Linked DNA regions of Homo sapiens: region 1 is linked to region 2. A link is a contact called in ENCODE POLR2A ChIA-PET data. All regions are on one chromosome and are shown on one strand. The core of a region is the stretch at or near the end of the contact, and the rest is flanking DNA. Distances in the headings are between cores, read along the strand shown.

Evidence for each region. ChIA-PET counts read pairs that join two places held with the same protein, here RNA polymerase II (POLR2A).
Region 1: POLR2A ChIA-PET joins it to region 2 with 12 read pairs in WTC11. The contact joins the promoter of RAB3B here to the promoter of LINC01144 in region 2. POLR2A ChIA-PET finds 5 or more read pairs at or near these places in 2 of 52 experiments (WTC11 and activated T-cell).

What each region holds. Positions count from the first base shown.
Region 1 is chr1:51,989,415-51,992,181 of GRCh38, forward strand. It overlaps RAB3B (RAB3B, member RAS oncogene family), which reads right to left and starts at 1,286. Exons shown (of 5, transcript NM_002867.4): 1 at 1,138-1,286. RefSeq lists a silencer at 1,200-1,309.
Region 2 is chr1:45,302,471-45,305,183 of GRCh38, forward strand. LINC01144 (long intergenic non-protein coding RNA 1144) reads left to right here and starts at 1,440. Exons shown (of 1, transcript NR_024270.1): 1 at 1,440-2,713. It overlaps LOC105378691 (a long non-coding RNA gene), which reads right to left and starts at 1,276. Exons shown (of 3, transcript XR_947287.4): 1 at 1,022-1,276. RefSeq lists enhancers at 1,013-1,072, 1,533-1,772 and a silencer at 1,163-1,342.

The DNA.
Region 1 (2,767 bases), core at 36-2,535, 6.7 Mb after region 2:
GCCCGTGTAACAAGGTCCAGTGCCTGGGTCCCCTCCTTGGACTCCTGAGTGGCCGAGACACCGCTAGTGCGTGGACACCACTCCAGCCCCCATTACCTTTCCACCCTTACACCACGACCCACACCTGGCCTCCTCCCCAGGCTGACCCAGCGCCCCACCACCCTATCTATACACTCCAAGTTCTCCCACGATTCCTCCACTTGCAGCCGCCAGACCCTACTCTATTCCAGAGCCTCCTCTCCACTCCTGACCAGAATGTAGGCCCCTGTGTCCATTTCCAAGGCCACTTCCCTGTGTCTCCACCGGCTCCCTGCCCCCTTCCTCTGCAGCAGGGTAGACCCAACCTGGCCTCTCACCCTTCCATTCTCCCAAGCTTCCCGCCCCCAAGCCCCACCCCTCGTCTTCCATCTACAGTTACCCCCACGCCGGTCCCCAGCCGGGCTCAACCTCCGACCCCAGCTATCCATACCCACATCCCCCATAAATGACCCTCTTTCGACCAGACACTGCCCTGCTGCCTTTCTCCTTCCCAGCTATCCATACCCACATCCCCACCCCCGACCCTCTCCCAACCAGACACTCCCCAGCTGCCCAGCGCCCCTTGCCCTCGGCACCTCAGTCCCCTCCAGCTCCAAACGACCCCCGCCCAGCCAGTCCCCTCCCCTCAGCTCCTCACCTCCATGCCTCCCCCCGCACCCCCGCTCTAGCTCCCCTCAGTCCGCTCCCTTCACCGCCCCCTTCGCTGCCCCTCGGCTGCCCGGTACCACCTTTCCGCACAGCCCCACTCCGCCCTCCTCGCAGCTCCCCCGCCCCCCACGCCCCCGTTTCCCCCAGCGATCCCTCACTGCCCTCCAGTTGCCCCCCATCTCTCCTCCCAGCCCCAGCGCCGTCTTTCTTGCTCCCCTCCCGCCCTTGGAGCTCCCCCGGCTGCCCCCAACGTCTGGGAGACCCCCTCGGCGCCCCCTCCCTAGGTGAGCCCCACCTCTGCCGCCGCGGAGCCCCCTCCCTCGCTCCTCCCCCGGCTTCCTTCCGCTGCCCCGCGCTCCTTCTCGGCGCCCGCTCTCGGTGCCCAGCGCCCCGCGCCGGGGATCGGTCCCTGATCCTCCGCGGGCGGGCTGCCGGGGCCGCGCCCCTTACCGCGGACTCCGAGTGCGGGACGACGGGTTCGCTCCCGGACGGTCGGCGGGACGGCAGGACCTGGCGTCGGGAGGGCGCGGAGGGGGCCGGGGCGGGGCGCTGCGGGATGGTCTGGTCCGGTCAGGTCCTCACAGTGGCGCCTGAGGGCTGAGGCTCCCGCTCCAGCACTGCTCCGCTCCGGCCGCATCCAGGCCCCGCCCAAGGGCGGAGTCTGTGTTCGCCCCGCCCCGGCCCTCAACTCCTAGCAGGTGTAATCCGAGGTGACTCAGGACCTCCAGGTCCCCCATGTCTGGGTGACTCTCGTGATTTATCTTAATTGTCATGCCTCGTTCCATTGACTGAACTTACTAGGGTAATTAGAGAGCTTTGATGATAATGTAGCTGATGATGGGTAGCAGTTTTGCCATTTCCAAACTGCTTTCTGGTCCGGTCCGTTCTATGGCTCCGTCTTCACAAAAGCCCAGAGAGGGAGGCTGACTACAAGCGGAAACCAAGCCAGAAACCTGGACGCTGTCCTCTACCCTATCTGTGTTTCCTTCACACCCCACATCCCACCGCCTTAACATATCCCTGCCCTTCCTCTGTGTCTCCATTGCCCTTGTTCTGACTCCAGCATCATCACTTCTTGCTTGGACTAATGCAACAGCTTCCTAATTCCTGCCTTCACTCTCCAATTCACCCTATAAAACCAGGACGTGGTGTCAGCATGGCCATTTCCACCCTTGTACAAAAATTCTTTCTCCTGTGGTCTCCAGTCATACCACCCTCCACCCCTCCTCATCACTGACACCCAATTGTTCCTTATGCATTAAAGATTGCAGCCCCTGGCCCATGGTCATCCTAACTAGCCCCTGTTCTGCCATACTCCTGGTGACTTCGGTAGCTGTGAGACTTCCTGGTCCCATTCATTCTGAGTCAGATACCAAAATCATTTTGACACAAGCCCGAGCAACCCTTTAAAAAATGTCACCATGTTACCATCAACCTTGTTTAAGAAAACTCTCGGCCAGGCACAGTGGCTGACGCCTGTAATCCCAGCACTTTGGAAGGCCAAAGTGGGCAGATCACTTGAGGTCAGGAGTTCGAGACCAACCTGGCCAACATGGTGAAACCCTGTCTCTACTAAAAATACAAAAATTAGCCGGGCATGGTGGTGCATGCCTGTAGTCCCAGCTACTTGGGAGGCTGAGGCAGAATTGCTTGCACCCAGGAGGCAGAGGTTGCAGTGAGCCGAGATCACTGCACTCCAGCAGTGCACTCCAGCCTGGGCAACAAAGCCAGACTCCATCAAAAACCAAACAAACAAACAAACAAAAACCTCTCAATGGTTTCCCATTACCAGGAGGCTGTCAACAGGAGTAGAAAAATGTTCTTGCCTGGCCTGGCCCTAGGAAGTCCCACTTCCACTAGAGGAGGCAGATAGAGGAGGCAATAAATACCCCACCCTCAAATCCTGATATGGACTTCCAGTCTTCCTGAGGTCACAGGAGCCAGCTGAAGGCTTGCTCTAGAATCATTGTCTTTCCCCACACTTCTCCCCCATCTCAGATCTTAGAGGTCTGAGTCAAATACCAAAACCATTTTCCCCCCAAGTTCCATTATGACCCTGTCTACAGTGTACATCTCCAGC
Region 2 (2,713 bases), core at 190-2,689:
CAATGTTAATCAATAGGGGGCTGGTTAAATTAATATAACACATCCACACAATATAACACACACAGGGTATTACGTGGCCATTAAAAATACCATGGTAGGCTGGGCGCAGTGGCTGACACCTGTAATCCCAGCACTCTGGGAGGCCAAGGCAGGTGATCACCTGAGGTCAAGTGTTCGAGACCAGCCTGGCCAACATGGCGAAACTCCCTCTCTACCAAAAATACAAAAATTAACTGGGCATGGTGCAGGTGCCTGTAATCCCAGCTATTCTGGAAGCTGAGGCAGGAGAATCACTTGAACCCCGGAGGCGGAGGATGCAATTAGCCGAGATCGTGCCATTGCCTGGGCGACAGAGCAAGACTTCTGTTTAAAAAAAAAAAAAATCATGGTAGGGCCGGGCACGGTGGCTCAGCCTGTAATCCCAGCACTTTGGGAGGCCAAGGCAGGCAGATCACCTGAGGCCACGAGTTCCAGACCAGCCTGGCCAACATGGCAGAAACCCCCATCTCTACTAAAAAGACAAAAATTAGCCCAGCGTGGTGGCGCATGCCTGTAATCCCAGCTACATGGGTGGCTGAGACACGAGAATCGCTTGAACCCAGTGGTGTGCCACTGCACTCCAGTCTGGGCAACAGAACCAGACTCCATTTAAAAAAAAAAAAAAAGTACATATGGTAAATATTATGTGTATTTTACCAAAACAAGTTTTTATTTTTAAGGCACAATCTTGCCCTGTCGTCCAGGCTGGAGTGCAGTGGCGCGATCACAGCTCACTGCAGCCTTAACCTCCCCCAGCTCGGGCGATCCTCCCACCTCAACCTCCCGAGTAGCTGGGACCACAGGCCTGCGCCACTACGCCCGGCTAATTTTTGTATTTTTGTAGAGACGGGGTTTCACCATGTTGGCCAGGCGGATCTCGAACTCGTGATTTCAAGTGATCCGCCCGCCTCGGCCTCCCAAAGCGCTGGGATTACAGGCGTGAGTCACCGCACCTAGCCGAAAAAGAATTTTTTAAAGTCACCATCTCTACGAGGTTTTTCTGGGCCACCCCCCGGTAAAATGTCAAGCCCTCGACGAGCCGGGAGAGAGTCGGAATCCTGTGGGGGAGGCAGGGGCGTGTCCAGAAAGGCGGGAGCTTCCGGAACCGCTTAGAGCTAAGGGAGCTCGGAGCGGGGGCCGGGGCCGAGGGCGGAGCAGGGTGGGGAAGGGGCGGGTCCAGAAAGACGGGAGCTTCCGAGGCCGCCTCCACAGGAAGGGAAAGGGGCGGGAGCTTGGAGGGGGCGGGTCCAGAATGGCGGGAGCTTCCGGGGCCGCCGCCTCTGGAAGGAAAAGGGGAGGGAACGTAGAGGGGGAGGGAACGTAGAGGGGGCGGGACCAGGAACGAGAGCGCGTGGGTTTCTGGGGTGTCCGCCGGCGCCCCCTGGGATTGGGGAGAGAGGGAAGGGCTGAGGCTCACGGTTTCGGAGTAAGGGGAGCGGCCCGGCGAGCCGCCGCGCCTGGGTTAAGAGCTGCAGGAGGAACGTGGCTTCACGAGTTCGGCTCCTCGGCCATCCACAGCCCGGGCCTCCGCCTCTGCTGACCTGGCGGCTGTAGAAGGCAGAAGAGGCCTGAAACCTGCAGCAGGAGCACCACCCTGCCCCGCGGCCCCGCGCGCCCTCCAGTGGCGTCATCCCATCCGCTTTGATCTCGACTGGCGCGCCTACCCTCGGCAGCGGCACCCCTTGGGAGCGCAATCGCGGGCAGACTCCGAGGACCCATCTTGCGAAAGTTCTGCGAGGTCCTGACTTTAAGGGAACAGGGGTCGTACTTGGGCCATGGCCGGAAGGGAGATCCAACATCCATGACGACGTCTACCCCCCAGCCTGCCCCTTCAGAGCCCAGTCTGTGCCTTGCGTCAAAGTCAAGCAAGGGCTCTTGTAGGGCACCGAGCCCCAGCCAAAATCACCCTTTTCTTTCAGATAGCCCCCACTTACCCCCAGAAACCTTACTCTCTCCCTCGGGAGCAGGTGGGAAGTGAAAGGCCGGGGGGGCTGTTTCTGCTCTGCTTGTCTGTACCTGTGGCCCTTGAGTGGAAAACCCCGCCGCTGGACCAAAGACCTGGAGGCTCCAGGATTGCCCACTTGGGACCCTGACTATGAAGGGTCAAGATAGCCCATTCTGCCCCAGCACTCAGAGCCCTATTACCAAGGCCCCTACTCCAAGAATCCACCATCAAAACCGGGGCCCTGCCAGTGCCTTCCCAGTGTTCAGGCCTAGGGAAGAATAGCCCCATTATGCCTGTTACTCCTGATCCTTCTGCAGTCTCTCTCTTTGTGACCCCATGGCCTTTGCTGCTATGTCTGCCCTGGCCCCACAGAGTGCCAGGTCAGAGCCACCCTGGCCTACATAGCAGGGCCCCGGTTCACAGGCTAAAACCTGGGCCTCCTGCCAGGCTGCAACTCCCAGCTGCACACCGCAACCTGAGACATCTCAGCATATTCTAGGAACTAGTAATGGGGACGCTTCCGACTCGCTGGGGAAGGGAGATGAGGGCCTCTAGCTCTCCATGCCCAGTCTCTCATCATCAAAGTCATTTAAGGCCCCAGCGACCCCAGGGTTCAGCAGCATCCTGTTCATCATGAGCAGAGGGGTGACTGAATAGAATGGGAGGCAGGTGTGGCCTGAGCAGTTCCCAACCTGAATTTTCCTTTGAGCTTGGTGATTTGGGGCGGGG